5 separate regions of the Homo sapiens genome follow, and regions 2, 3, 4 and 5 are each linked to region 1. A link is a contact called in ENCODE Hi-C or POLR2A ChIA-PET data. All regions are on one chromosome and are shown on one strand. Each heading gives the region's core, a stretch centred on a gene start or an enhancer-like site at or near the end of the contact. The rest is flanking DNA. Distances are from core to core; before and after follow the strand shown. Region 1 holds the start of FNBP1 (formin binding protein 1). Region 2 holds the start of RAPGEF1 (Rap guanine nucleotide exchange factor 1). Region 3 holds the start of SET (SET nuclear proto-oncogene). Region 4 holds the start of PRRC2B (proline rich coiled-coil 2B). Region 5 holds the start of SH3GLB2 (SH3 domain containing GRB2 like, endophilin B2).

The links. A loop is a pair of places that touch in the nucleus more often than their neighbours do. ChIA-PET counts read pairs that join two places held with the same protein, here RNA polymerase II (POLR2A). Pooled maps may share reads with other maps.
Region 2: a loop to region 1 is called in a map with no recorded cell type, with 5 times the contacts of the local background. The contact joins the promoter of RAPGEF1 here to the promoter of FNBP1 in region 1. A Hi-C loop is called at or near these places in 1 of 168 maps with a recorded cell type or tissue (B cell), 1 of 37 single-sample maps with no recorded cell type and 5 of 50 pooled maps. POLR2A ChIA-PET finds 5 or more read pairs at or near these places in 2 of 52 experiments (OCI-LY7 and activated T-cell).
Region 3: a map of OCI-LY7 shows a loop between it and region 1 (9-fold over the local background). The contact joins the promoter of SET here to the promoter of FNBP1 in region 1. A Hi-C loop is called at or near these places in 1 of 168 maps with a recorded cell type or tissue (OCI-LY7), 2 of 37 single-sample maps with no recorded cell type and 5 of 50 pooled maps.
Region 4: a map of naive thymus-derived CD4-positive, alpha-beta T cell shows a loop between it and region 1 (11-fold over the local background). The contact joins the promoter of PRRC2B here to the promoter of FNBP1 in region 1. A Hi-C loop is called at or near these places in 1 of 168 maps with a recorded cell type or tissue (naive thymus-derived CD4-positive, alpha-beta T cell), 1 of 37 single-sample maps with no recorded cell type and 5 of 50 pooled maps. POLR2A ChIA-PET finds 5 or more read pairs at or near these places in 2 of 52 experiments (K562 and naive thymus-derived CD8-positive, alpha-beta T cell).
Region 5: a pooled map shows a loop between it and region 1 (5-fold over the local background). The contact joins the promoter of SH3GLB2 here to the promoter of FNBP1 in region 1. A Hi-C loop is called at or near these places in 1 of 50 pooled maps. POLR2A ChIA-PET finds 5 or more read pairs at or near these places in 2 of 52 experiments (OCI-LY7 and activated CD4-positive, alpha-beta T cell).

The regions. Positions count from the first base shown.
Region 1 is chr9:130,041,141-130,046,696 of GRCh38, forward strand. FNBP1 (formin binding protein 1) reads right to left here and starts at 2,049. Exons shown (of 17, transcript NM_015033.3): 1 at 1,812-2,049. The coding sequence starts at 1,835. RefSeq lists silencers at 1,412-1,571, 1,752-2,311.
Region 2 is chr9:131,736,955-131,742,510 of GRCh38, forward strand. RAPGEF1 (Rap guanine nucleotide exchange factor 1) reads right to left here and starts at 3,122. Exons shown (of 27, transcript NM_001377935.1): 1 at 2,816-3,122. The coding sequence starts at 2,876. RefSeq lists silencers at 2,506-2,835, 2,886-2,935, 3,086-3,345.
Region 3 is chr9:128,684,916-128,690,471 of GRCh38, forward strand. SET (SET nuclear proto-oncogene) reads left to right here and starts at 4,307. Exons shown (of 8, transcript NM_003011.4): 1 at 4,307-4,740. The coding sequence starts at 4,668. RefSeq lists enhancers at 1,024-1,113, 1,154-1,253, 2,604-3,480 and silencers at 3,767-4,676, 5,057-5,176.
Region 4 is chr9:131,391,252-131,396,807 of GRCh38, forward strand. It overlaps PRRC2B (proline rich coiled-coil 2B), which reads left to right and starts at 2,835. Exons shown (of 32, transcript NM_013318.4): 1 at 2,835-3,012. RefSeq lists enhancers at 2,059-2,208, 3,335-4,096, 4,859-5,556 and silencers at 2,679-2,868, 2,899-3,008, 3,239-3,528.
Region 5 is chr9:129,025,348-129,030,903 of GRCh38, forward strand. It overlaps SH3GLB2 (SH3 domain containing GRB2 like, endophilin B2), which reads right to left and starts at 2,984. Exons shown (of 11, transcript NM_020145.4): 1 at 2,745-2,984. The coding sequence starts at 2,807. RefSeq lists enhancers at 845-1,408, 1,409-1,972, 1,973-2,536, 3,221-3,960, 3,961-4,700 and silencers at 1,253-1,484, 2,367-2,876, 2,917-3,346.

The DNA.
Region 1 (5,556 bases), core at 799-3,298:
TCATTTATTTTCAATCACTCCTAACCCTGCCTTCCTTCCCACTTCTGCACCCTCAAAAAGAAATGTACAGAATAATGCAAGCAATTGCCGCTGTTTTAGCAGTTTTGCTCATAGCCACTGCCTCTCTTTGGAATTATATTCTATCCCATTCACCAACATCACTGAACTGTCCACCAAGGTATTGTGTTCGGTCCCTATTTCACTCAGAAATATATTGTACATTTTCCCTCCATAATTCCATCCACCTGTCTGAACAAGTGAAAAAAAAATTGTGCCACAATTTCTACTGTCTTGACAAAGATTACTTCTGATTTGCTTCCCCACCCCAGATAAGCTAAAGAGAGCTAAAGGGAGTGGAAGGATTAGAAGAGGAAAGAAACTTCAATACGGTACTCAAAGTCATAGATTTTGCCTAAACTGGTGTGTGCAAATATTTTAAACTATTTTATTTTCAAAATGGATACTTGTAAACATCAGCGGAAATTTTGTCATGAATCCCTTTTAGGCAGAAGATGTTTATAAAATGAATTATCTTAATTTAAGGGAGCTATTGCCCTCAGGATTTTGGTAATAACAACCGTAGCTGCTTCTGTACCTAACAAATGGTTATGTAAAAACAATTAAAGCAAAAGAAAACAAAACAAAAAACAAGGGAGGATGTGCTCTGTTTCTGTAATTGCTCTAACCTTGTTTTATTTTGATATGAGATTTCTTGGCCTCATCTCAGATAGCAACACCACCCTACACTTTCTCCTCCACACCCTTTGCAAATAGAATTCCAAAAGGTAGTTCAGGCACTTTAGAGTTCATCCTGGGAAATGGCTCATCTTGAGGGCATTTCAGTGCAGTAACTGAGATTTCGTCTGCTCCTTCCCGGGCCGCCGCACTGCCCATCCCCTGCCCAGTGATTTCCCCAGGAATCCGGGGACGGCAGGAAAAGAGCTCCATCCACAGCCAGCCCCTCGCCTTTCCGGGGACGGCCCTCAGCCCTGAGGGCTGCCCGTTTACCGTGCGCATCCCCCGGCCAAGCATCCCCGCAAGGCGCCCCTCACCGCCAACTTTCCCCACTGGAAACTATTCTCCGAGCAACCGTTAAAGATCATTGACCCCGCGAACGCCTCTTCCTGAGGTAGATCACGTAAGATCTCTCCCTAACTCCCACTTTCCCCTCCAGACCAGACGTCGCAGTGCCCACATCCCACTCAGGATTGAGCTACCCCGAAAGAACAAGTGCGCCCGGAGCCGCCACGGGCCAGAAGTCCTCGCCTCCAGAGCGAAGACCGCACTCTCGCCCCAGCACCCCAAAACCCGACCCCCGGCGCTCGCCCCGGCCGCCCCGCTCCCGGGGAAGTGCCCGATCCGCCAGCGCCTCCGCGGAGCCAGGACAGAACTCGCGGCCGGGGCGCCCCGAGACCCAACGCAGCGCCGCGCAGCCGGGGCCTCCACGCCCCCACGCCCGGTCCCGGCCCTCCCCGGGCATCCGCGGCTCGCCCCGGGGGATTAGGGCTCGGCCCGACACACACGGCCCGCTCCGGGGCGCCGGGGACAGGGAGGCCCGCCCGCGCCGTTCCTCAGGCCGCCGGGGACCCGCACCAACTCCCCTCGCCTCCGAAGGACAAGCCGGCCCGCACCTCCTGCTCGGGCCAAGGCGGACGAGGGGCATTGGAACCCCGCCTCCTCCCCAGGCCGCGAGGACCCCGACCAGCGCGCCCTCGCCTCCGCCCAGCAGCGCGGCCCGCGCCCCCTCCCCAGGCCGCGGGGAAACGCAGCGCGCGCCCCGCATCTGCCCGCGGGCCCAGCCCCTCACTCACCCAGAGCTCGGTGCCCCAGCTCATGGTGCAGGGGACGCGAAGGGGCGCTCCGCGCGGCGGGCGCGGCTCTCTGGTCCCCCTCCCCGGCGATCCCTTTGCCCCCCGAGATCCCCGCGACGGCGGAAAGCCCGGAGTCCGCGCGGCCTCCTCCGGCTCGCAGCTCCTCGCCCGGGGTCTCCTCGGCGGCTCCTCCTCCCCGCCGCTCCACAGCAAAATGGCCCGAGGAAGCAGCAGCCGCGGCCGCCGCAGCGCCCGCCCGCCCTACACCCGGAGAGCGGGGGAGGGGCGGGAGGGGAGGGGCGGGGCCGGTCTGACAGCTCGCGCACGCGCGCCCGCCCCACCCCGGCCCGGCCCCCTCCCCCGGGCTCCCCCGGCCGGGTCCGCGTCGCCCTGGGGTCCGGAAGGACGCGGAGGGAGGTGTGAGGGACGGCGGGACCCGGATCCCTAGGACTCCCCCTGCCAATCTGGTAATGACTTCTTAGTGACCACTGTCTGCTCGCAGTACTAGCGCTTGCCTTGGAACGCGGCAGGCCCTGGGATCACCGATGCTCCGCCGCGGTCTGAGATCGCTCCCCTGCGCGTATCGCCGCTCTGGATTTAAGGACAATACTTTCCCCTGGCAGCCATGCGCGCCGAGCAGAGTCAGCCCGGGAGGCTCTTTTCCCACCGCCCGAGGGAAGCCCGAGAGTCCCGCAGGCTGGCGCGGTGGGAGTGGGGCGGTGGTAACTGCGCGCTGTGCGAATAGAGACGTCGAGGCAAGCGCGACGGCCTCGAGTGGCTAGGGAAAGAATCCAGGGGCGTGCACCCAGTGATTTCCAATCTCTGAAACCAGTGATTTCCAACTTGTTCAGCCAAGAAACTCTCAGGCGTGAAATCACGTTACCGCCTAGTGGGTAAAAGCAAAGGCGTGGGGTACACAGATAACTTGTTTGGTTCAAATCCAGCCTCCCGCACGTGCTGGCCGGGCGGAGGCGGACAATTGCTCCACCTCTGGAAGCGCAGAGCGCAGTCCACCAAATGGAGGCAAATAACGTGTCCATCTCACTGCCCGGCGGTGAGGATCAGGGGTGGGCCAAGGCCGAAGGTTGGTAAACCCAGCGCTCATTTTATCAGCAGACGGACTCCCTCTCTATATATCCAAAGGTCTGCACAAATGTTCCTGACAAGCTATGGAAAATGTTTGGAATTCCAACTCCTGAATCACTAGCCCTTTCCCCACAGCTTATCTTTCTCCCTCGGTTAATGCTACTACTGGATCCTTTTCTGAGAAACCGTGCGACTCCCAACATGGGCCCCCAGTTAAAAAATATTTTACGATGATGCATTTCTCCAATCCCACCCCACCATTTTCAACCTGCTTATCATTCTCCTCCATTAAAAGGTGGAGCTAACCCGGGTCTGGTGGCTCACGCCTGTAATCCCAGCACATCAGGAGGCCCAGGTGGGAGGATGGCTGGAGGCCAGGAATTTGAGACCAGCCTGGGCAACATCGCAAGACCCTGTCTCTACAAAAAGAAAAAAAAAAAAGTTAGCTGGGCATGGTGGCATGCACCTGTGGTCCCAGCTACTTGGGAGACTGAGACAGGAGGATCGCTTGAGCCTAGAAGGTTGAAGTTGCAGTGAGCCATGATGGTGCCATTGCCCTCCAGCTTGAGCAACAGAGCAAGACCCTGTCTCAAAAATATTAACAATAATGAATTAAAGCCGGGCATGGTGGCTCACGCCTGTAATCCCAACACTTTGGGAGGCAGAAGTGAGTGGATCATCTGAGGTCAGGAGTTTGAGAGCAGCCTGGCCAACATGGAGAAACCCCGTCTCTACTAAAAACACAAAAGTTAGCTGGGCGTGGTGACAGGGCGCCTGTAATCCCAGCTACTCAGGAGGCTGAGGCAAGAGAATCGCTTGAACCCGGGAGGCAGAAGTTGGAGTGAGCCAAGATTGTGCCACTGCACTCCAGCCTGGGTGACAGAGCGAGACTGTCTCAAAAAATAAAATAAAATGAATAATAATAATAAATTAAGAGGTGGAGCTACTAAACAAAAAACAAAACAAAAAAAAACCTCTTGCAGATAAACCTCCAACTCTACTTCCTTTGTTGGGCAGTTACAATAAATTTAAGTTGTCAAAACTGTTTTGGTCTGCCTTTTTTCAGTTACAACCCTCCCTTCCTGCCCACCCCCATTCTTGTGTCTGTATAAATATTTTGCTCTCAGTTACCAGGTCTGAATTCTCTTTCCTCCAGAGACTGCTAGATATATAACAATGAGAACGGCCAGCTACCTATCTCCTAAGGCAGATTAATAGCCAGAGTGAGTTGGAGGGGGAAATTCAAACAATGCTGCACAGTTTAGTCTGCTAAAATTTGGAAACGGTACATGCAATGCAGGTTTATCTAACAAGACATTGCCTCAGTAATCACCTTCCTGCCAGGGCTTGACTTTTTAGTCAAATACAATGATCTAATCTTGACCAAGTTATTGGAGACTTCTCAAAAACAGTGACCACTTGTGAAAATACTCTAATCAAGAAGTAAAACAACCTGCTGCTTTAAAGAGGAGAAAGAGGAAGAGGAAGGGACAGCAGAAGAAAAAAAGAGACCACATGAAGATGAAACTTTTTAAGACGAGTAAGCAGGAGATTGTTAGTTATAGGAAGGAACCCATTAAAAGCTGCCGCAGAACTCTATGGATGTGAGTTAATTATACAACACTGCAAATATCTTTAACTTCATTAAGCTTTGGCAGTAACTGGAAAATGCTTGAAAGTGTCAGAATCTTCAAAAAATAAAGGAGAGAGACACCAATGATCATGAAGCCATGAGATAAAATGAAATAAGCCAGCAGAAAAAAGGCTAAAATATAGCACAGCATTTTTTAGGAAGAACTAAATCCATTTCAGTTTCCCTTCAGAGCAGGAGGAAGTGATTCTAAGACAAGGAAGTATCCCCATTAACAAACTACTGTGACCTGACCTACTTAGGAATCAGTTTTCACCAGGGGTACTCTAAACTCTATGTAAACGCTGATATTATCTAGGGGGTTAATCTGGGTTGCAGATACTGGTTTCACCTCTCAGTAAAATCTAGGGAACACTGATTTACAAAATTATGATCTTGGTGTGATATTACAAAATATATATTTTGTCGTCAACCTTGTTTCCTGAAGTATAGCTCCTAAAATCCTTAAAAACCCCAAAATGATGTCTTTTTATATACTAATGAGATGACTGATGGCTGACAGTCCCTAAGTATTAGTACCTCAAGATGGGACTGGTCACCATAAAGACCAAGACAAGATTAGAGGTGTGGGACTTTTATCTGCACCCACACTGTCACTCCAACCTCCGGGGACTGGGGAGAGGCGCTGAAAGTTAAGTTGTTCAGTAATGGTCAATAGCTTAATCAATCATGACTACATAAAATAAAGCCTCTATTAAAACTCCAAAAAACAAAGTTCTGAGAACTTCCAGATAGCTAAACACATAAAAGTCCCTAGAGAGTTGGCCGGACGTGGTGGCTCACGCCTGTAATCCCAGCACTTTGGGAGGCAGAGGCAGGCAGATCATCCGAGGTCAGGAGTTTGAGACCAGCCTAGCCAACATAGTGAAAGCCCTGTCTCTACTAAAAATACAAAAAAAAAAAAAAAAAAAAAAAACACCAAAAAAAAAATTAGCCCAGTGTGGTCATGGGTGCCTGTAATCCCAGCTGCTTGGGAGACTGAGGCAAGAGAATCGCTTGAACCCAGGA
Region 2 (5,556 bases), core at 1,872-4,371, 1.7 Mb after region 1:
AACAGAAATCTAACAAAATGTCGTCTAAATGCAAAGGGAAGTTCACTGAGAATAGCCAGCAGAGACCACCAGGAAAGGTCATCCTCACTCCAGGCGCGCCCCAGTCTTCCTTGGCAGTTGTAATCTTTCACTATGATTCCTATGAACTGCAGCAAAAGACCTTCTGCAAGGAGGCTGGACTTCCAGCCAGCTCCACATCTGCAATCCCCAATCTGCAGGCGAGGTCCTGACCCTGGTCTTGCCAATCTCAGAACTCTTACTTTTTCTGCTTCTCACAAAATGCATCTTCCTCCCACACTTTCCGCAGCTCCTGGTCAGCCCCTTCCCCTCTCTCCTCTTTCTCCCTGTCTCCACCAGGTATATATCTCAGCCCTCTCTTCAGAGCCTAGCACAAACACTGTCCCCTCCAGTGTCTTCCTCATTCCCGCACTCATGACACCCCTCTCTCACCTGTGTCCATGGCAGCACGGTCGCTCGGTCTGGCAGCCTGGGTAGCTTAGAAACTGTGCTAGGTTAGACAAGCTTCTCTGGGAGCAGGCACTTTCATCTACAACCCCCTAGCAGAAGGCGGTGCCCAGAAAAGGCCCAAGGACAAACTATGCTGAAATGAACTGGCCTCAGGTCTTTCTCCCAAATAGCAGAGAACTCAAATGAAGAGTCATTTCATTCCCAGCGGTTTGGGCAGCTCATGGGATGACAGGCAACTTTTTCCTTTTTTTAAAAAAAGAGGCCCAGCGCGGTGGCTCACGCATGTAATCCCAACACTTTGGGAGGCCGAGGTGGGCGGATCACGAGGTCAGGAGATCGAGACCATATTGGCTAACACGGTGAAACCCTGTCTCTACTAAAAATACAAAAAAATTTGCCAGGCGTGGTGGCAGGCGCCTGCAGTCCCAGCTACTCGGGAGGCTGAGGCAGGAGAATGGCGTGAACCCAGGAGGAGGCGGAGCTTGCAGTGAGCCGAGATCGCACCACTGCACTCCAGCCTGGGCAACAGAGCAAGACTCCGTCTCAAAAAAAAAAAAAAAAATTTTTTTTAAAGTAGCAATGAGGTCTCGCCATTTTGCCCAGGCTTGTTTCAAACTCCTGGGCTCAAGTGATCCTCCTGCCTTGGCCTTCCAAAATGCAGGGATTACAGGCGTGAGCCACTGTACCTGGCTGACAGATGATTTCCAATCCGGTTCATTTTACTTTTCTGTGATTTCCAAGTTTTGACAATGAACATAGAATATTCTTATATTATAAAGATATAAAACATAATATAATCTTATATTAGATATAAAAAGATATAATATAATCTTATATATTATAAAGTTCTTATAAAAGAACTCAGTGAATGTTCTTTTTAAAATAAATTATCCAAGTTTCCCAACAGTACCGTTCTGACAAGACACTATACAAGAAGTTCCTGAGAAATGCTGCACAGATGAACCCAAGTTATTTCTGGAGCAGCAGGTGTACAGGATGGCGACTCATGGTCACTCGGCAAGGCTGTGGGGGCTCAAATTCAGTGAGAAAAATACTCAAGAAATGGCACCTGAACCCAAGCGCCCTGCCCCTGAGAAAAGCACCCTGGCTTCTGGTCAGAGGGCCAGGAATGAATATACTAGGGGCCTGCCGCCCTCTTGCTGTCTGGACAGCCGGAACTCACTGAACCTCTCTGAGCCTGTAAAACTGGGACCATATTCTTTCCCACAGACTAGCTTCAAAAATTTAAGAAGCAATGCATTTTAGGTGCTAAGAGTTAGATATATAGTAAACCCTCAATAAAGCCTACAAAAATGTCCTTCTGTGCTTCAACCACAGCCTGCAAAAGTCATATTGCCTTGTGGGTCCGCTGCAGGGGTGCACCCCACAGAAGTATCCCAGATTCAACCCAGGAAACATAAGCAACTTCCACAATCAAAGCCACAGACCTCCTTTGCAGCTCCCTAAAAATCTGCTTTCCCTCATTCAGCCGCCAAGCTAACCTGCTACCGGGGTTATGACCACAGGGCATGCTCCCAGTACAGGAGCCCAGGAGCACCCGCCCACTTCACCTTAGACCCAAGAATTCGCATTTGCCCTGCAAGGTGCTGCAGGCTAATAAAGCCTGGGGCCCCACAGGCTCGACAGTCATTGAATCTTTGGAGACTCTATTTCCAGGACAGGCAAACCCAGGGACTCGGAAGGTAACTCCCCCAGATTTCTAGGAACACACAAAGAGACGAGGTCTGCATCAAGATTTACCATCTACTCCAACCCACCGGTCCCCCACCTGCCCTCCTTGCAGAGCTGAGCTTGATCGGGGTGGGGAGGGGAAACTTGACTACCTCCTCAAAATACCCCCACTCATCCAGCCTGCTTCCTTTGAAGCAACCGAAGTGGACGCTTCTCGTTAAACTCGAAGCTCGTTAGAAATGACACATTTTACAGCTCAGCTGGGTTCACCCTCCTAGCGCCGAGCCCAGGCCGGGCACCGATCGCTGCAGCCGCAGCAGCACGCGGCCCGGGCTGTTCTTCCCCTGCTTGGGGCTCGAGCCATTTTCGGAAGTTCCCGGGGACCGCGGAGCGGCTAGCGCGCCCGGCCCCGGGTTGCAGGGGCCCCGCCCGGCCCGGCCCCTGGCGCCCCCGCAGCGGCCGCTTCCCCCCGCGCCCGGCAGGCAATGGGCCTGGAGGAGAAGCTGCCAGGCGCCCCGGCGAGGCCTCGGTGGCTTCACCCCGCCCCGGCGCACGGAGGGCCGCACATCCCGGGCGACCCGCGCTCGGCCCGGGGAGCGGCGGAGCCCCAGGGCCGGGCCCGGCCGGAGGGAGCCGCCCCACGCCCGCGCCTCACCTGCTTTCTCGATCTTGCCGGACATTTCCGGGCTGCGCCGGAGGCCGAGGCCGCCGCTCATCGGGCCCGGGCCGGGCCGCCGCGGGGCGACAGGGGCGGCGCGCCCGCCGCTCGCCTCGGCCCTGGCTCGCCACGCCTCAGACCCGCGCCGGCATGGCGGGCTCCGCGCGGCCGCGGCCCTGCGCTCGGCGACCGCGCTCCAGCCCGCCCGGGCCCAGCCGCTCCCGCCGCGCCCGCCGCCGCCGCTCCGCCTCCCGCGCGCCCGCCGCCGCTCCCCCGGCCCGCGAGCCGGCCGCAGCGCAGCGACGCCGCCCGCCCGCCCGCCGGGCCTCGGCCGCGGCCACGGCCACAGCGCCACCTGCCGGGCGCCCGCCGCGCCGCCACAGCGCCCCCTGTGGGCCCGGAGCCGCCCGAGCCTCCCGCGCGACGCGCGAGACGCAGCGCCCCCTGCCGAGCCGGAGTCCCCACGCCGGGGCCTGGGGCCTGGGGTGTGGGGCCGACCCCGCCTGGGACTCCGCATTCCTCTGCTGTGGGACCAGAGTCACCAGCTCCAGACCTGGGACTGACAGCTCCAACCCAGGGTCCTCGGTTGCCCAAGAGCCTGGCCTGCCCCCTCACCAGAGACACAGAGAACCCTCCTGGGTCAGATTTTCCACCCCAGGACGTGGAACTGACGCCCACCCCACCCTAGCATCATCCCGGACCCAGCATCCCCTGTGGGCCAGAGGCTCCACACCAGGGCCTAGAACTCACTCTCACCAGGACTCAACAAGCTCTGCTGGCTGGGAGCCTGTCCTGACCTCCCCCAAACCAGAGATGCAGCACCCCCTTTTTTGTTTTGTTTTTTGTTTTTGAGACCGAGTCTCACTTTGTCGCCAGGCTGGAGAGCAGTGGCGCGATCTCGACTCACTGCAACCTCTGCCTGCCGGGTTCAAGCAATTCTCCTGCCTCAGCCTCCTGAGTAGCTGGGATTACAGGCACATGCCACCATGCCCAGCTAATTTTTGTATTTTTAGTAGAAACGGGGTTTCGCCATGTTGGCCAGGCTGGTCTCGATCTTCTGACCTCATGATCCACCCACCTTGGCCTCCCAAAGTGCTGGGATTACAGGTGTGAACCACTGCACCCTGCCCGCACCCCCTTCTTAATTGGAGACCCCACACCAGGGCCTGGGAGTGGCCTCATAGCACCTCCTGCCAGCCCAGAGGCTCCAGCCGGGGAATGAGTCCACTCTGGCATGAAAGCCCTCTGCTGGCCCAAGGTCTATGCCAAGGCGGAGGATTCATTCTCCACCCCAGCCCTGCATGTGGGACTCAGTCACCCTGCCAGCGAGAGCCACCTGTCCCGGGCTGGGGTTGGCCCTACTCAGGCCTAAATGTCCCCTGAGGCCTAGAGCCTCCATGCTGGCCTGGGCCCAACTCCCTCAGGGACACAGCACACCCTGCCTGCCCTGCTTATTTGACATCCAGAAGGGCACCCTGGGGCTCAGCTGTGGAACTTTTCTAGTGTGGAAATGAGTTCATTAAAAGTCGTGGCTGGGCACGGTGGCTCACGCCTGTAATCCCAGCACTTTGGGAGGCCGAGGCAGGTGGATCACGAGGTCAAGAGATTGAGACCATCCTGGCCAACATGGTGAAACCCCATCTCTACTAAAAATACAAAAATTAGGTGGGCATGGTGGCACACGCCTGTAGTCCCAGCTACTTGGGAGGCTGAGGCAGGAGAATCTCTTGAACCCAGGACATGGAGGTTGCAGTGAACCGAGATCATGCCACTGTACTCCAGCCTGGTGGCTCCAGAGCGAGACTCCGTCTCAAAAAAAAAAAAAAAGTCGTGGTTGGGCACAGTGGCTCACGGCTGCAATCACAGCACTTTGGGAGGCTGAGGTGGGTGGATGACTTGAGCCCAGGGGTTCGAGACCAGCCTGGGCAATGTGTGAAACTCCGTCTCTACTAAAAATACAAAAATTAGCCAGGCACGGCGGCACCTGCCTGTAGTCCCAGTTACTTGAGAGGCTGATGAGGGAGAATCACTTGAGCCCTGGAGGCAGAGGTTTCAGGGAGTCATGATTGCACCACTGCACTCCAGCCTGAGTGACAGAGGAAGACCCTGGCTAAAAAAAAAAAAAAAAAAAAGGAAAAAAAAAGTCATTTAAGAATCAAAGGATCTGCTAAGTCTAAGCACTATTTCGGGTTCTGTGGGCCCTACAAAAGTGGGCACAATTGGTGCTTCCCTCCAAAGAGTTCACAACTTAGCTGGGAAGTCAAAGTTAAATCCTATAATACAAGTAGTAAATAACAACAAATTAGTAACGCAAGTGATGTTCCAATGTGGGGCAATTCTGCTGCCTGCTTCCTGTTGTTAGTCTAAGATGGAATACAAAGAAGTAGCACGCACCACCTGGGCTAGTTTTCCCTCCTGTTTCCCCCAAAATAAGTAAATTAAATAACCTAGTGATGGGGACAGGATTTGGGGGAGGTGCAGGGAGGAGGAAAAACTGCTAATGTTGTGAGAGATTCTTATTCCCATCTCCCTGGACAGTCTAAAGGGTCACCGATTCCACAACTAAGAGCTAGTCAGGCCGGGTGTGGTGGCTCACACCTGTAATCCCAGCACTTTGGGAGGCCGAGGTGGGTAGATCACCTGAGTTCAGGAGTTCGAGACCAGCCTGGCCAACATGGTGAAACCCCATCTCTACTAAAAATACAAAAAATAGCCGGGCGTGGTGGTGCGCGCTGGTA
Region 3 (5,556 bases), core at 3,057-5,556, 1.4 Mb before region 1:
TTTGGGAGACGTAGCTGGAGCTGGATAGAGAGTTGACTGTTCTGGTGACTAGGTCTGGCTCATAGGGGAGGGTTGTGGTGGAGCCTTCCTGGGCTGGGTGTGGATAGGCCCAGGGCCTGCAAGGAAACGGGAAGCTTTGATTGGCTGAGGGCAGGCAACTCTTATGGAAGAAGCACTGAGGAGGAGTCCTACCTCAGGGCTCAGTGTGGACCTGTTGGCACTTTTACTGGGTCTCAGTCCCTTTTCCTCCACATGGGATGCAGAGACCTCCTGCCCAGCTTGAAACCTACCTTGCTGGGTGAGCCACATAAAACAACTTGTGCTTGTTTTCTCTTCTATAAAATGGGATCCACAGTACTGATCTCCAGGCTTGCTGTGAGTCTGAAATCTAAGGGGAGCACTAGACAGCGCCTAGCACATCATCAGTGCTCTAGAGTGCATTTGTGCGCAGCAAAATGTGGGTGAGTCTTCCTAGTTTCCTTCCAGTGAGCTTCCTGGGAGCATTAACAGGACTGGAAGGGATGGAAAGGTGTGAGGGGGTTCATCTAAACCCAAAGAACAGCTCCTGCTGCTTAGTAGGCACTGATGGCATGCCAGAAGCTGTGCCAAGCACTTCTCTATCCTCACAGCCGTATGCTGTGGACATCCCAATTTTACAGATCAGAACAGGAGGCTCAAAGAGATGTGTATGTGTCTGTGGCGGGGGAGATGTTCCAGGCTCTGGAGATTTTTTGGTCTGTGCTTGGGACACTGCAGCACTGTGGGGGAATGCCAGCCTCTCTCTGTTCCAGTCTTTCTGGCGGTGGGGTTCTGTCCTCTTCAAAGGGAGCCGGGGGCCGGGCGCGGTGGCTGACGCCTGTAATCCCAGCACTTTGGGAGGCCGAGGTGGGCAGATCACCTGAGGTCAGAAGTTCAAGACCAGCCTGGCCAACATGGCTAAACCCCATCTCTACCAAAGACAGTTAGCCAGGCGTGACGATGCATGCCTGTAATCCCAGCTACTTGGGGGGCTAAGGCAGGAGAATTGCTTGAACTCCGGAGGCGGAGGTTGCAATGAGCCGAGTTCGTGCCATTGCACTCCAGCCTGGGCGACAAGAACAACAACAACAACAACAAAAAAAAAAACAACCAGAGGGGCCAGGAGGAGAGGAGAGAGGCAAGGGAGGAATTCTGAGTGAGGGGAGAGGCCAAGAAGAGAGAATGCAGAGCTTCTGGTGTTGGAGACGGGGAGAGAGCAGAGTCCTAAGAGTGGGTGAATAACCTCTCAGTGTGCCCCCGGCTCGCCTGTGTTTACTCACACCCCTGGCCCTTTTGCTTTCTCTTTCTCTTCAACTTCCTAGTGTGCTCATATTTATCTTGAGAAGCACTGTGTGGGGAAGGGCAGGAAAAGAGGGGCAGGGAGGTGGCAGGGAGGGTTGGGAGGCCAGAAAGGGAACCTGAAAGCCCACTCCCCCATCAGAAGGCATTACAGGGTTCCCTGGGACCCCTGCAGGTGCTTGGGAAACAGGCAGATAAGGCACTTAGGAGACATTGTGGGTCAGGAGTGACCCTATGGGTCAGGCTTTGAGGATGGAAGCAGCCAGCCCTTGGCATAGTGTTCTCAGACAGACTCAGCCCAGGAGCGGGTCGTGAAATCAATTTGGTGGGGTGTGACCTGCATTTTAAATAGGAAATTAGAATCACATCACCCTTGGTAAGGGTAAGTTTTGGTTTGTGTGTGCTAGGTCATGATGTCAAAAGTACTTCTGACTGTTGGTCACATTAAAAAAACTGAGGCAGGGTGCGATGGCTAACTCTTGTAATCCCAGAGCTCTGGAAGGCTGAGGCTGAAGGATGGTTTGAGCTCAGGAGTTTGAGACCAGCCTGGGCAACATGGTGATACCTCCTCTCTACAAAAGATAAAAACAAAATTAGCCAGGCAAGGTGGCAGTGGTGCTTGCCTGTGGTCCCAGCTACTCAGAAGGCTGAGGTGTAAGAATCCCCAGAGCCCAGGAGGTCAAGGCTGCAGTGAGCCATGGTTCTGGGCGACAGAGAGAGACCCTGTCTCATAATAATAACAACAATAAAAATAGAAAAACTGTTTTAAGGTAAGGGCTTTGTCAATTGCTACTTGGTTTAGAATCTTGGTTCTGTCACTTGCAACAAAGTTTAGTTTATGCTAGGCACAGTGGGTGGCTCATGCCTGTAGTCCCAGCACTTTGGGAGGCCGAGGTGGGCAGATCACCTGAGGTCGGGAGTTCGAGACCAGCCTGGCCAACATGGTGAAACCCCGTCTCTACTAAAAAATACAAAAATTAGCTTGGCATGGTAGTGGGCGCCTGTAATCCCAGATACTCGGGAGGCTAAGACACTCACCGTGCACTGTCTTGAACATGAAAGATGCTGCTTGAGCTTTAAGAGCTGATAGTGGGCCGAGCTCAGTGGCTCATGCCTGTAATCTCAGCACTTTGGGAGGCAGAGGCAGGTGGATCACCTGAGGTCAGGAGTTTGAGACCAGTCTGGCCAACATGGTGAAAACCTGTCTCTACCAAAAAATACAAAAATTAGCAGGGCGTGGTGACTCACATCTGTAATCCTAGCAACTCAGGATGCTGAGGCAGGAGAATCACTTGAACCCGGGAGGCGGAGGTTGCAGTGAGCTGAGATGGCACCACTGCACTCCAGCCTGGAAGACAGAATGAGACTTGGTCCCCTCCCCCACCAAAAAAAAAAAAAAAAAAAAAGAGCCAATGGTAAAGTGTGAGTTCTGGAAGGCAGAATTCCAACCCCAAGTTCTGGTTAAAAATGTCCAAAGAGAGATTTCAGGTATTTTTTTGTTTTTGTTTTAGAGATAGGGTCTTGCTCTGTCACTCAGGCTTCAGTGCAGTGGCTGCATTGGGGCTCATTGAAGCCTGGAATTCCTGGGCCCAAGCGATCCTCCTGCCTTGGCCTCCCAAAGTGTTGGGATAACAGGAGTGAGCTATTGCATGGCCAGGATTTGAAATTGGCCAGCGTATCACTAAAATCAACAAATGGTACTGGCCGGGCGCAGTGGCTCCCGCCTGTAATCCCAGCACTTTGGGAGGACGAGGTGAGTGGATCACCCCAGGTCAGTAGACCAGCCTGGCCAAGGTGGTGAAACTCCATCTCTACTAAAAATACAAAAATTAGCCGGGCATGGTGGCACGTGCCTGTAGCCCCAGCTACTCGGGAGGCCGAGGCAGGAGAATTGCTTGAACCCGAGAGGCAGAGCTTGCAGTGAGCCAAGATTGCGCCACTGCACTCCAGCCTGGGGGACAGAGCAAGACTCCCGTCTCAAAACAAACAAACAAATGCTACTAATCAGGGTTTTTCTGGCTTTTTATGGTTCATGTCTTGGGGTGCTGGAGGGACAGAATGTGGGGCATCCGCATTACTTGAAAAGTATTATTTAAACAAAATGCTTTGGCCCTCCTTAGTGGTTCAGAACTTTGCCTCTCAAGTAGAACTTGTTGGCCCCTTTCATCTCTATGAACAGAACACCGCCTATCGCTTGGGGCTGTTGTGAGGCCTCGGTGAGATAACCGTGCCATGCGCTGCTGAAACTGGCACTTAACGCTCAGTATGATTCTTGCGGGCGCTGGGCACCGCGGACTAATGTGGTACCTCCCTGCCTTCACAGGACTTCGAGTTTAATGTGGCTTCAGTGTCGTAACCTTTATCATTTCATAACAGAAACGGGTTCAGAGAGGAAGGGTGACTTGCTCAAGGGTACAAGCTTGCTGGGCAGGGCTTGGACTAAAACCCAGGAATGGCCCTGCGCGCGGATTACACAGCCTGGGGCTTCGCACACGAGCCCGAGTTTGAGTCCGATCGGCAGTTCCCCATCTGGCATCCAGAATGGGGTGCCCCCTGCTTTCTCCACGAAGTGGAAGGCGCCGAGAGGCCGGGCGGAATTCGGGGCCCCCATACGAGGCCGGGCCTGCACTTTCGGGGTGGTGGGCGCCCCGCTCCCGGTGCCCCGCGGAGCAGGGAAGCCGCTCGCTCACCACGTGACGCGCCGGCCGGGGGCACCCGCGCCTCCGTGCGACGCCCCGCCCACCGGCCTGCCGCGCGCCAGTGTCCTGGGTCGGGCCGGAGAGGGGAGAGCGGGGGAGGGGACGCGGCGCGGGGGGCGGCCGTGCGTCGCCGCGCGCCTTCCTCCCACCTCTCGCCGGGCCCTGTGTCTCCGCGCCGCGACTCCGCCCCCTCATCCCGCCGCCCAGGCCAATGGCGCCGCGGCGCGAGCCTCCCCGGCCGGAGGCGGAGCATCCGCGCGGGGCCTGGCGCGCCTGCGCCCTGCGCCCGCCCCTCGCCGTAGGAGGAGGTGGAGGAGGAGGCGGCTCGGGAGAGCGAGCAGCGAGCTGGCTGGATCGCCGAGCGCGAGTGAGGGAGCCGAGCCGCCCGCCGCCGCCGCCTCCGCCTCCCCTCCGCGAACAGGAGCCCGGGCCGGGGCCCGGCACGCCGCCCCAGCCCGTCCCTCGGCGTCAGGCCGCGAGGGTAGCGCGCGCGAGCGAGCGAGGGGGAGGGAGAGCGAGCGAGCGCCGGGAGGAGGCGGCCGGACCGAGCGGGCGCCCGCGCGTGTGGCGTGAGGGGAAGCCGCTTGCCCGCCCCCTTCGCCTTCCCTTCTCTCCCCCTCCCCGCTCCCCCCCCGACCGCGGAGCAGCACCATGTCGGCGCCGGCGGCCAAAGTCAGTAAAAAGGAGCTCAACTCCAACCACGACGGGGCCGACGAGACCTCAGGTGAGAGCAGCGAGCCCGGGGGCCGGCCCGCGCCGCCATCTTCGCCGCCCGCCCCGGCCCGCAGGCCGCCGGCGGGGCCCGGGGCGCGCGCGGGGGGCGCCGGGCGGGGGGGCGCGGCGCGGCCGGGCGGGGGCCCGCGGACTCGGCGCCCTTTTTTGTGCGCGGCTGGGCTGGGGGCCTGGGTGGCCCGCGCCGCGGCGGCCGCGCTGCGAGGCGGGGGCGCTGCGGCCTGCTCGGCGCGGGCGGAGGAGACCCCCCCTTCCTCTCCCCCCTCCCTCGCTCTCCTCCCCCTCCCTCCCTCCCGAGAAGCCTCTCTTTATTGTGCTCCGCCATGATGCCTCGCTCCCATCAGCCGCCGCCGCCGCCACATGGTGCGGCCGGACGCGGCCCCGCGCCCGACCTCCCGCGCGGTTCCGCTTCGCGCCCGGCCCGCGGCGGCGCCCCCGGCACCCCCGCCCAGAGGCTGGCCCCGGCGGGGCTTCTGCCTGGAGCTCGGGTGGGGTGGGGGCGCGGGGAACACGCGGGCGGCCGCGCGCTGGGCCTTGGCCGGCCGGGAGGATGCTCTGGCCAGCCCGGGCGCACTCCCCACGTGGGGCGGCCGCCCCGTCGCGCCAGCGTGCGGAGAAACCTGGCGCCGCGACCAGTGTATCGGGGGTCTTGGAAATGGCTAAGAAAGCTGGCCTCTGCCTAGGAGGCTCTCGGCAGGGGGGCTGCCAATCCGGGATGGTTACCGGAAATGAACCGCGCGATCTGGCCCTTTCACACCCACTTAGCTTTGTAGGGGGTTTGTAGTCTTTACAGGACAAAAGGGCACCT
Region 4 (5,556 bases), core at 1,585-4,084, 1.4 Mb after region 1:
CTTTAGGGGAGAATCCATTCCTTGTCCTTTGTAGCTTCTAGAGGCAGCCTGCATTTCTGGGCGTGAGGTCCTGCGTCATTCCTTTGTCAGTCAATATGATGAACTCCGCTTCATCAACCACATCTTCTCCGACTCCGACCCTCCTTCCTTCCTCTTGTGAGGACCCTTGTGATTCCACCTGCCCAACCAAATAATCCAGGATTCATCTCTGCATCTCAAGATCCTTAACTTCATCCCATCTACAGAATCCCTTTTGCCAGAGAAGGTACCATTTTCACAGATTTCAGGGATCAGGACTTGGACATCTTTGGTGGGGGGCATTGTATTGCCTCCACAAAGTCTACTTTTCTTCTCTGTTGGATGGGCACACTAGTGTCTGTTTTATGGGTATGTCGTGAGGATTACCTGAGTGACTCTATAGGGAGTGTTTAGCACAGTGGCTGTCACATAGTAAGTGCTCAGTAAACCACCCTGTTACTGTTCAGCCTCCTCCTATCATTTTGTTTTGAGACAGAGTCTCTCTCTGTTGCCCAGGCTGGAGTGAAGTGGCGTGCTCTTGGCTCACTGCAACCTCCACCTCCTGGGTTCAAGTGATTCTTGTGCCTCAGCCTCCCGAGTAGCTGGGATTACAGGACCCCACCACCATGCCCGGCTAATTTTTGTATTTTTAGTAGAGACGGGGTTTCACCATGTTGGCCAGACTGGTCTCAAACTCCTGACCTCAGGTGATCTGCCTGCCTCGGCCTCCCAAAGTGGTGGGATTACAGGGGTGAGCCACCACGCTTGGCCTTACAAATAAAGAATCTGAGGCTTCAGATAGTTTATTTCTTTTTTGCTTGTTTATTTTCTTTCTTTTTTTTTTTTTGAGATGGAGTCTCACTCTGTCACCCAGGCTGGAGTGCAGTGGCATGATCTCGGCTCAGTGCAACCTCCGCCACCCGGGTTTGAGCAATTCTTCTGCCTCAGCCTCCCAAGTAGCTGGGATTACAGGCGACTGCCACCATGCCTGGCTAATTTTTGTATTTTTAGTAGAGATGGGGTTTCACCATATTGGTCAGGCTGGTCTTGAACTCCTGACCGCATGATCCACCTGCCTCGACCTACCAAAGTGGTGGGATTACAGGTGTTAGCCACTGCGCCAGCCTTACAGATGAAGAACCTGAGGCTCAGTTTATTTATTTAATTTATTTTTTATTTGTTTATTTGCCTTCTATCATTTTTATTAGTTGCTGGGTTTTGAGCACTGGGCCAATTCTATGGCCTTCCTGAAGATGGTCAAGGAACAAAATCGAAAACAAAAATTAGGGTTACATCCTCCCTGTTTTGTAGAGATAGCGAAATATTGAAGACATTGGCAGGGGAATAATGCAGATTTGATGATGTAAAACAGAGTGGCCGGCACTGTAATCCCAACACTTTGGGAGGCCAAGGTAGGTGGATCACTTTAGCGCAGGAGTTCCAGACCAACTTGGCCAACATGGTGAAATCCCATCTCTACCAAAAATACAAAAATTAGCTGGGCATGGTGGCAGATGTCTGTAATCCCAGCTACTCAGGAGGCTGGGGCAGGAGAATCGCTTGAATCTAGGAGTTGGAGGTTGCAGTGAGCAGAGATTGCGGATTGTGCCACTGCACTCCAGCCTGGGGGACAGAGCGAGACTGTCTCAAAAAAAAAAAAAAAGAAAAAAGAAAAAAAGGATAACACTGAAAATGACCATGGATAAAATGTAGGAAAATTCAGAGAATTATAAATAAGGCTATAAAAGTATCCAGAATTCTACTCCCCAAAAACTAAGCTTTGTTCACCAGCCTCAGTTCTGGAGTTAGGCTGAAGTGGGTTAATTTTCCTTCTGGGTCCAGCAGTGTGGCCTGGGGCACATTCTCTCAAAGCCTCCTTTGTCTCACCTGTGAATTAGAACAATAATATCTGCCCCTGGGTTAGGATTAAGTGAGACAAACCACGTGCTTTAGCATAGGGCATGGCCCGCAGCTGGTGCTTAGAGCAACCGTGACTGGAAGAGGGTGGGATGATTTGGGTGCCAGGCCCTAACATTTTTTTTTTGTATTTGCTTTTTGAAATTGCTTTTATAGTTGGTTAGGTGTCTAAAAAAGTAAGAACCCTCCTCCGCTCTCCCAACCTCAAACCACGGAGGTAACCAAGACAGGAGTGCAGTCTCCCGGACCTTTTGTTTTGCAATCACACAAACACACAACACTCAAGAGGAGGGGCTTATTAGTTTTCATTTTGTAAAAATGGGACAAAGTACCCATATTGTGCAACAACCTTGCTTTTGAAATGAAAAAAGTATTATTTCTGCTTCCTTTCCGTTCATATACCGTATACATATTTTAACAAAATCCGGGCTTAGTCTGTTCTGAGGCGCTGCAGTTTTGAAGGGGGAGGGGGCGGAGATCCGGGCTCGCTCCCCCGTCACTGCCCCCTCCATCCCTTCCCCCTCTTTCCGGGCGCCCTTCCCCCGGGCCCAGGCCGGGCCCATGCCCTTCCCAGGCCCCTTCTCTTGGCTCCTGGCCCCTCCTCCGGGTCTCCTCCCCGATCCCCGCTCTGCCCCGTTCTCTCCCGCCTCTCCCGCCGTCCCCGGGCCCCTCCCCACTCCCAGCCCCCTCCCAGCCCCCTCCCGCCGCTCCCCGCCCCTCCCCCCTGGCCCCAGCCCTCGCCCGGCCCCCGGGCCGATCCCAAGGCCGCCGCTCCCGGGAGGCGCGGCAGGGGGCGCTGCGCGGGCCCAGGTTGCGGGCGGCGGCGGGAGGAGGAGGACGAGGAGGCGGGGGCGGCGGCAGGCGGGGGGCGGGGAGCCGAGCGCGAGGGAGCGAGCGGCGAGACAGGCGCCGAGGCTCCACCGCGCAGCGACGAGCGAGCCCGGGAGGAGGGAGGGAGCGAGCGAGCGAGCAGCCCGCGCCGCCGCCTCGCAATCCGCCGCCATCCCGCCGCCCCCGTGCCCGACCGCCGCCCGACTGCCATCGCCCGGCCCGGCCGCGCCCGCGGAACCAGACCAGGTGGGTCGGGGCCGGGGCCGGGGCCGGGGCGTGGGGGCGGCGGCGCTAAGATGGAGGCGGCGCGGCCCGGCCGGGCTTTGTCTCCCGCGGCCGCCGCCGGGGGCCCGGGGGCCCTGCGGCCCTGCCCGACCTTTGTCCGCGAGCGCGGCCGCCGCCGCCTCCTTCCCGCCGGGCGCGGGGCTGCGGGGCTGGGAGGCCGCGGGGCCTGGGGGCGGCGGGCCCGGGCGCGCTCGCCATTGTTGTGGCGGCGCCGCGCGGCCTCAGGCTCGGGCGGGGTCCAGGGGCCGCGCGACTCCCTCAGGGCTCGCCCGCCACCCCCGTACCCCCGAGGCCGGGCCGGGCTGCAGAGGCCGGAGGGGCGGGGGTCCCGGGCCCGCAGCCGGGTCTCGGGGTTCTGGGGCCGGCGTCTTTGCTCCCCGCCCCGCCCAATTGACGGAGCAGCGCGCCCGAGGCGGGATCCTGCGGGGTCGGGCCTTGGGTCCGGGGCGCTGAGCGGCGTTCGCGGGGCCGTTCCTGGCGCGGGGTGGGCCGGGCCCCGGCGGCGCTAAAGTTGGCGGCTGGGGGAGGGAGGCGAGCGGCCGCCCAGTCTCGGTGTGAGTGCGGGAACCAGAGGGTTATTTTCGAAATGCTGAATGCTCCATGCTAAAAATGTTTAATAATAAACAGGATGTCGCCACTCGGGGCCTGCCAGATGGGGTTTTTTTTTTTTTCCTCCTCTTTTGCCTCCCCTCAACCCCCAGGAGAGAAATTCAGCCCTGTTGAAACTGTGGGCCTCTGAAGAGTGGATTTGCCTTAAGAGGTGGATTTTTTTCCTTTTTCTTTTTTCCTCCTTCTAAATATCGTGGGAGGTCGGAGCCCACCTTTAGGCAAGAATTGGAGGTGTTTTCAGTGGTGAGCTTGAAGGAAGTGGGAGAAGGGGGGCTGGGGAGTGTCTTTTGCTAAATGGCTTCCTGGGAGAAATCTTTAAATGCCTTTGGTTTACAGGACTGTTAAACTTTCCCTAAGATTTTTTTTTTCTTTAAGGTTTAGTGTGCATTTGATGTGGCTTTGTACAGTGTCATCCAGTTTGGTTTTTGTAACCAATTGTGTGCGGTCTTAGCATGGTTTTTCCGAATCTCGCTGCAGCCATTTAGTCATGTCTATGCACAGCGCTGTGGTGTAAGGTGGGACTGGGGAGGCCCAGGCATTGGGGTGCAGATCCTGCTTCTTTCTTCCGTAAACCTAGTGACTCTGGGGCTGTCTGAGGCTTCATCTGCATAAATCGGGGCGTGCACCCTCCACCTGGCAGGTTTGGGCAGCGGTGAAGGGCCTAGCAGAGGGCCTGGCACAGTTAGTGGTTCCTCCTACGGTTGTTGGTATAACTGCTGTCAAGTCCTAGGACAGACGTGAGCCCCTTGTGGTGCCACCCATAGAGCCAAACTGTGCCCATGGATGCCACAGGTGCTGGCCTAAGGCATGGACAATACAGAAGGAATTCAAGGCCCAAACATTAGTGGGCGCTTATACAGTGCTGAGCCTCTCGGGAGGCAGGGATGGGAAAAAGTAGCATTTGGAGGTCTCTAGAACTTAGTAGACCCGGAGTGTGTGGCAGTTGGTCAGTTTAAGGCAGGGTTAGAACAGTACGAGATGCTCAGGACAAACAGACGCCCAAGGAGTCCTGCCTTCTGAGGATAACTGCTTTCCTTGGGGATTGGCAGATAATCATCTGAGAGTGAGTTTCTACTTGTTTGGGCAAGTGTGTCTCTTGGAGCCTGCGCAGCTGGATTCTGGTCCTCATCGGGTTACCTTTACAAAGCAAGTCTCTGAGGCTCAGATCTTGCATCTGTAAAATGGGAATAATTATGCCTGCCTTGGGTATCTATTAGGGCTCTTGGGAGCCTCACTTAAGATTCACAGTGAATTGTTTTCTCTCCATAGGAAGGTGATGAAATGTATGTGTTTGTTGATTATCTGTTTTTCTGGTTCCTTTCTCCTTCCTTCCTCCCTTGCCCTCTTCCTCTCTCCCTCCCTCCCTTTCCCTTCCTTTTCCTTCCTTCCCTTCCTTCTTTTTTCTTTTCTTTTCTTTTTTTTTTTTTTTTTTTTGAGACAGTCTCACTCTGTCGCCCAGGCTGGAGTGCAGTGATGTGATCTCAGCTCACTGCAACCTCCGCCTCCTGGGTTCAAGCGATTCTCGTGCCTCAGCCTCTGGAGTAGCTGGGATTACAGGCATGTGCCACCACACCTGGCCAATTTTTGTGTTTTTAGTAGAGACAGGGTTTCACCATGTTGGCCAGGCTAGTCTCAGACATCCGACTTCAGGTGATTTGCCTGCCTTGGCCTCCCAAAGTGCTGGGATTACAGGCCTGAGCTACCGCGCCCGGTCTTCTTTCTCTTAATGCTTATTTTTTCCTCTTCTCTTGGTTGATGGAACTGTGACTTCCCCACCCCAAATTCTATGGCCGGCTAATGTTTTGCTATGGTGACTATCACCCATCTACCTGGAAGCACCAGAATGGCTTAGTACAGCTAGGGAGCTCAGCCAGATCTCGGTGTCTGCTGTTTGAG
Region 5 (5,556 bases), core at 1,734-4,233, 1.0 Mb before region 1:
AGCCCAGGAGTTTGAGACCAGCCTGGCCAACGTGGTGAAACCCTGTCTCTACTAAGTACAAAAAAAAAATTAGCCAGGAGTGGTGGCAGGTGCCTATAATCCCAGTTACTCGGGAGGCTGAGGCAGAAGAATCACTTGAACCTGAAAGGTGGAGGTTGCAGTGAGCCGAGATTGTGCCACTGCACTCCAGCCTCGGCGACAGGATGAGACTCTGTCTCAAAAAAAAAAAAGGAAGGAAAGAAGAAAGGAGAGAGGGACTAAGGGAGGAAGGAAGGAAGGCAGGCAGGCAGGCAGGCAGGCAGGCAGGCCTCCCTCACATCCCTCCTCAGCTCTCAGGAGCTACCCTGATGGTACCAAGGGCATCACCCTAAATGTGCACCTCAACACCTCCCCTCCTTACCAAGGTTCAGAGCAGCACTCCCCACCCCGCCCTCCCTTACAGGCCACATCTGCCCAGGTGAGAAGTTCTACCAGGCTTTCCCAAACTAGACGGCATCCATCCCATGTCCACTGCAGTCTGCCTAGCTCCATGATGACGATGCCACCACCTCTCTGGACTTTATAAGTATTACTTCTACCACTACTATTACTGTTACTGCAATTACTACTAATAGTATTAGTACTATCACTCCTCCTGCCCTCTCCCACCCCCACTGGCATCTTGTCCAAATCTGCCTTAGGTTTTCTTGCCTCGGTGCCCTTATCTGGGCTGCTCCTGCCACTTGGACCAACATCATGAGCCCCTCCCTACTTTCTGAGCACAGTTCAGGGGCCCTCCATGCAGGAGACCATCCCAGAATGACCCATACAAAAGGGATCCTGCCCTCTGGATCCTCATCTCAGGGCCAAGGCCTTGTTCCTTGCTGGATCGGGGAGGCTCTTAAAGTTGTTTCTTGTACCTGCAGGGACTGGGAGGTTCCTGAGCCCATCACATGTATTGATCATAAAGAACCCCTCTCCCATCCCTCCTGACTGTCTCCCATCCAGGCCAGCTTGGTCTCAGGCGGAGCCCCTCTGTGGCCTCTCCTGCCAGGTCACATTTCAGGCCTCTCTATCCCCTGGCCTGCCACTCTGCCCCAATCCTGCCAAGAGGAAGGGGTTTGGTGCTGGAGTCCGAGGCTGCTCCCGGGAAAATGGCAGCAGTGGGGTGGGCGTGCAGAGCAGAGAAAGCCTCTATTTATAAAGCTCTCAGCTCCCTCCCTCCCACCCCGAGGCTGGGGCCTGACTGCTGGCTCCCACTCCAGTAACAGTGACCCTGTGGGGCAGCTCCCACCAAGCGGAGCCACACCTAGGCCCTGCCCTGCCTAGGTCCTGAGAGCCCTGGCCAGGTCAGGCAGCAGGGCCCCAGCCCTAGCAGGGAACTGGCAGATCAGGTTCTTCCCAGATGTGGGAGATAGTGTGGTTGCCATACCAACAGCAGAGTGGGTTCCCCCCTCCCAGATGGACTGGGGCCGTCCAATCCGAGGGGCTCTGGGATCCTGGCATCTCCACTAGGGCTGGGGCTGCCCACCAGACTTGGAACACATTAAGCAGTGAATTCTCGCTGGGATGCTAATCCTCAGCGGGACACAGCACCTTCTAGTAAACATGACTACATGGGTTGCTGGCTGGGTGTGGGCTCCTGGGGAGGGGAGTGCCCGGGTTGGGGGTGGGGAGAGAACTGTACTCAACAGAAACAACAACGATGACAACGACAACGACAAAGACAAGACTACAGGACCTGCTCCCAGAACCCTGGGATGGGCCAGCCCCGGGCCTGCGGAATCCCACTGAATCCCATAACCACGGTGTTACACCAGATTTACAGAAGGGGAGGGCGGGGCTCTGAGAGAAGTGACTTGTCCAAGGTCACATGCTGCACAGGTGCAATATTAACCACTTTGACACCAATAATGAGCTTGCCTTTGGTGAGCACACATATGCAGAGTCCCACAGAATCCTCGCATCTGTCCTGGGAGGCAGGAATACTGATCCCATTTTTCAGACTGAGAAACTGAGGCCCAGTGAGATGAAGGCCCCTCCCCCAAGGTCACAGGAGGGCACATTCCCACCCACACCTGACCCTAGGTCTTCCCATGATGTTGAGTTGCCTGTTACTCTCTGCCCCTAAACGGATAGGACTTCTTCCAATCTCAGCATCGTGGGCCTGGACAGCTTCCCAGCCAGACCCCAGCCCTCTCTCCATCCCCCAGGCCCAGGGACCAAGGAAACAGACCTCCCGTGGAGCAGAAAAGAAACAACTCCTGGCTTCCGGCCTGACTATCCAAACGTGTGAAATGGCCATGAGGGACTCATGGCACCAGCCGCCCATTGCACAGGTGCGGAGACTGAGGCTCGGAGAAGGGGTTGTGGTGGACGCATGAGTCCCTGGGCCTGGGACCCAGGTCGCTAAATGCCCCGCCAGGCGCCAGTCACTGCTGGACAAGGGCAGGGAGGTAGCACCCAGCCGGTGCCTCCTCCCCTCCTCAGCCAGGCAGGCGCCAGGGGAGCAGGGTAACCCAACCAGCCCAAAGGGTGGGCACCGGTGCCTCGCCCCAGGCAGCAGGGCCAAGGCCCGGCTCGGGCCGCACGGGCTCTTTCCCTCTTCCGGTCAGCAAGGGCTCAGGGGGGCAGAGGTGTGCCGCGGCGGGGACGAGGGCAGCAGCCCGGGAGGGCTTTCCCGCGTCCCCAGGCGTCTGCCGCAGGGTGCTCCCCGCCCGCCGCACATCCGGGCCCCCGGCGCACGGCGCGACGCCAGGCCTCACCTGCACCGCCCGGGTGAAGAAGATGCCCGCGTCCGACGCCAGCTTCTTCATGTTGAAGTCCATGGCGTGCCCGCACGGCCGCCGCGCACGGCCCGAGCGCAGCCGGCAGCCCCCGGCCCAGCCGCCGCCGCCAACCGCACCCCGCCCACCTGCTGCGGGGCACCAGCCCTCCGCGCACCCGCCTGCCGGCCTGCCCGCCTGCCCGCCCGCCGCAGCCGCCGAGCCAGCCCGAGCGCGCAGGGCGGGGCGCGGAGGCCGCGGGTCGGAGCCAGAGGGGCGGGGGCGGAGCTGGCGGTGCCGGGGCGGGACGGGACGGCAGTGGGGCGGAGCTAGAGGGGCGGGGGCCGGGCTGGTTGGCGGAAGCCGGGCGGAGTCGGAGGGGGCGGGACTGGCGGGACAGGGGCGGAGCGAGAGGGCAGTGGGGCGGAGCTACATGGGTGGGGGCGAGGCCTTGGCGCGGCCAGAGCGGGGGTTGGTCTGGGGAGCAGGTTGTGCTGGGCAGGGCTCGCTGCTGGGCAGTGCTCGCTGCTGCCCCCATGCGCCTGCCGCCGCGGATTGGGCCGGCCTCTTTTTTTCCTTTTACTAAAATTATTAAAACTGGAACACATGTGCTCTTAGATGATTGCAGGTACACGCCATAATTACATATTATTTGCCATCTTACCAATGCTTTTCAAAAGTTTTAATTGATAAATATATATTTACGGCCTACAAGGTGATGAAATTGTGGAATGATGAAATCAAGTTAATTGACATATCCATCACCTCACCTACTTTTTTTGTGGTTAGAACATTTCAAATGTACTCTTTTAGCAATTTTGAAATATGCAATACTTTTTTTTTTTTTTTGTAGACAGAGTCTTGCTCTGTCGCCCAGGCTGGAGTGCAGTGGCGCGATCTCGGCTCACTGCAGCCTCCACCTGCCGGGCTCAAGCGATTCTCCTGCTTCATTCAGCCTCCCGAGTAGCTGGGACTACAGGCGCCCACCAACATGCCCCGCTAATTTTTTGTACTTTAGGAGAGACAAGGTTTTGCCATGTTGCCCAGGGTGGTCTTGAACTCCTGATCTCAGGCAATCTGCCTGCCTCAGTCTCCCAAAGTCACTAAGTGACTGAGTAGTCACCAATATGTGCAACAGATCTCTAAAATGGGCCTCTCTTGCTTTCTCCTCCCACCACCCAGGCCTGCTGCCTCTCCCCTGTTTGTGCCTCTTCATCTCCGCTCTTTATTCACACCCCCTCCCTCCCATTCCCATTTCTTCCACTCTGTTTCCCTTGGGTTTCCTCCCGTTACTCCTCCTCTCTGACCTCTCCTCCTCTCTTCTGCCCTGACCTTGGTGACTGAGCCGGAGTCAGGCTTGGGACTTGCCCTCCACCGCTGGAACAGCTGTTTGTCAGCCTGGGAGGCCCTGTGGCTTCCCCAAATTGGAGGAGGGTTGGGGTGGCGGTCACGGGAAGGGAGGGGGTTCTGGAGCTGGGGCCTGGAGCCCCCTGTGTGGTGAGAGGAGGAGATCAAAGGTTGGGTGACTGTCAGGGTGGAGAGAATGAGCTGCCCTGGGAGCACAGATGTGTGATAACCTTGAAACCAGCTCCTCACAGCCCCAGGCAAGGAGATGACCTACAGGTGCTCCTGACCCCAAATGCCTTCCCTTGGGGCTCAGATAGAGGCTTTGTACTGGTCTTCACCTCTCCTTGCTGTCTACCTCTAGGTTTCCTCTTTTTTTTTTTTTTTCTTTTTGAGATGGAGTCTCGCTCTTTCACCCAGGCTGGAATGCAGTGGCACCATCTCAGCTCACTGCAGCCACCGCCTCCCGGGGTCTAAGCGATTCTCCTGCCTCACCCTCCACAGTAGCTGGGATTACAGGCATGTGCCACCACGCCCGGCTGATTTTTGTATTTTTAGTAGAGACGGGGTTTCACCATGTTGGTCAGGCTGGTCTTGAACTCCTGACCTCGTGATCCACCTGCCTCCGCCTCCCAAAGTGCTGGGATTACAGGTGTGAGCCACCACGCCCGGCCTAGGTTTCACCTTTGAACCCAGTGGAGAGCTCTGTTCCCAAGCTGTACCCTCTTCTATCTGGCTTTGTTCATCTTTCTATACTTACCCCAGTTTCTGTCACCTATCCCAGCATGGCTCTGCAGGGTGAGCCTCAAGTCACCTGGGGGCTTGTTCAAAATCCAGACCCTGTTCCCTCTCCCAGCCCTGGTTCTGGGTCAACAAGTCAATGGCTCTAACATTAAATCACCTGGGAGCTTTCAAAACTCCACCTACCTGGGCCATCCTGTCATGTACTTGGGCCAGTATGTACATGTTGCCTTCATCAACTTTCATGTCATTCACACATCTGCAATCCCTCAACTCTGATTCTCTGTGTTTCTGTTTTTGTGTTCACTATGTGTTTGTTTCTATTTGTCTGTATTGATCATGGACTTATTTACTATCATCTGTTTATAGCTGACTATATCATTCATTTAGCCAGTGTTAACTTTAAAAAAATCTAGTCAGGCATGGTGGCTCATACATGTAATCCCAGGAGGCCAAGGCGGGCGAATCACCTGAGATCAGGAGTTCAAGACCAGCTGACCAAGATAGAGAAACTCTGTCTCTACTAAAAATACAAAATTAGCCAGGCGTGCTGGCGCATGCCTATAATCCCAGCTACTTGGGAGGCTGAGGCAGGAGAATCGCTTGAACCCGGGAGGCAGAGGTTGCGGTCAGCTGAGATAGCGCCATTGCACTCCAGCCTGGGCAACAAGAGAGAAACTCCATCTCAAAAAAAAAAAAAAAAAAAAAAAAAAGAAATCAAGATGTA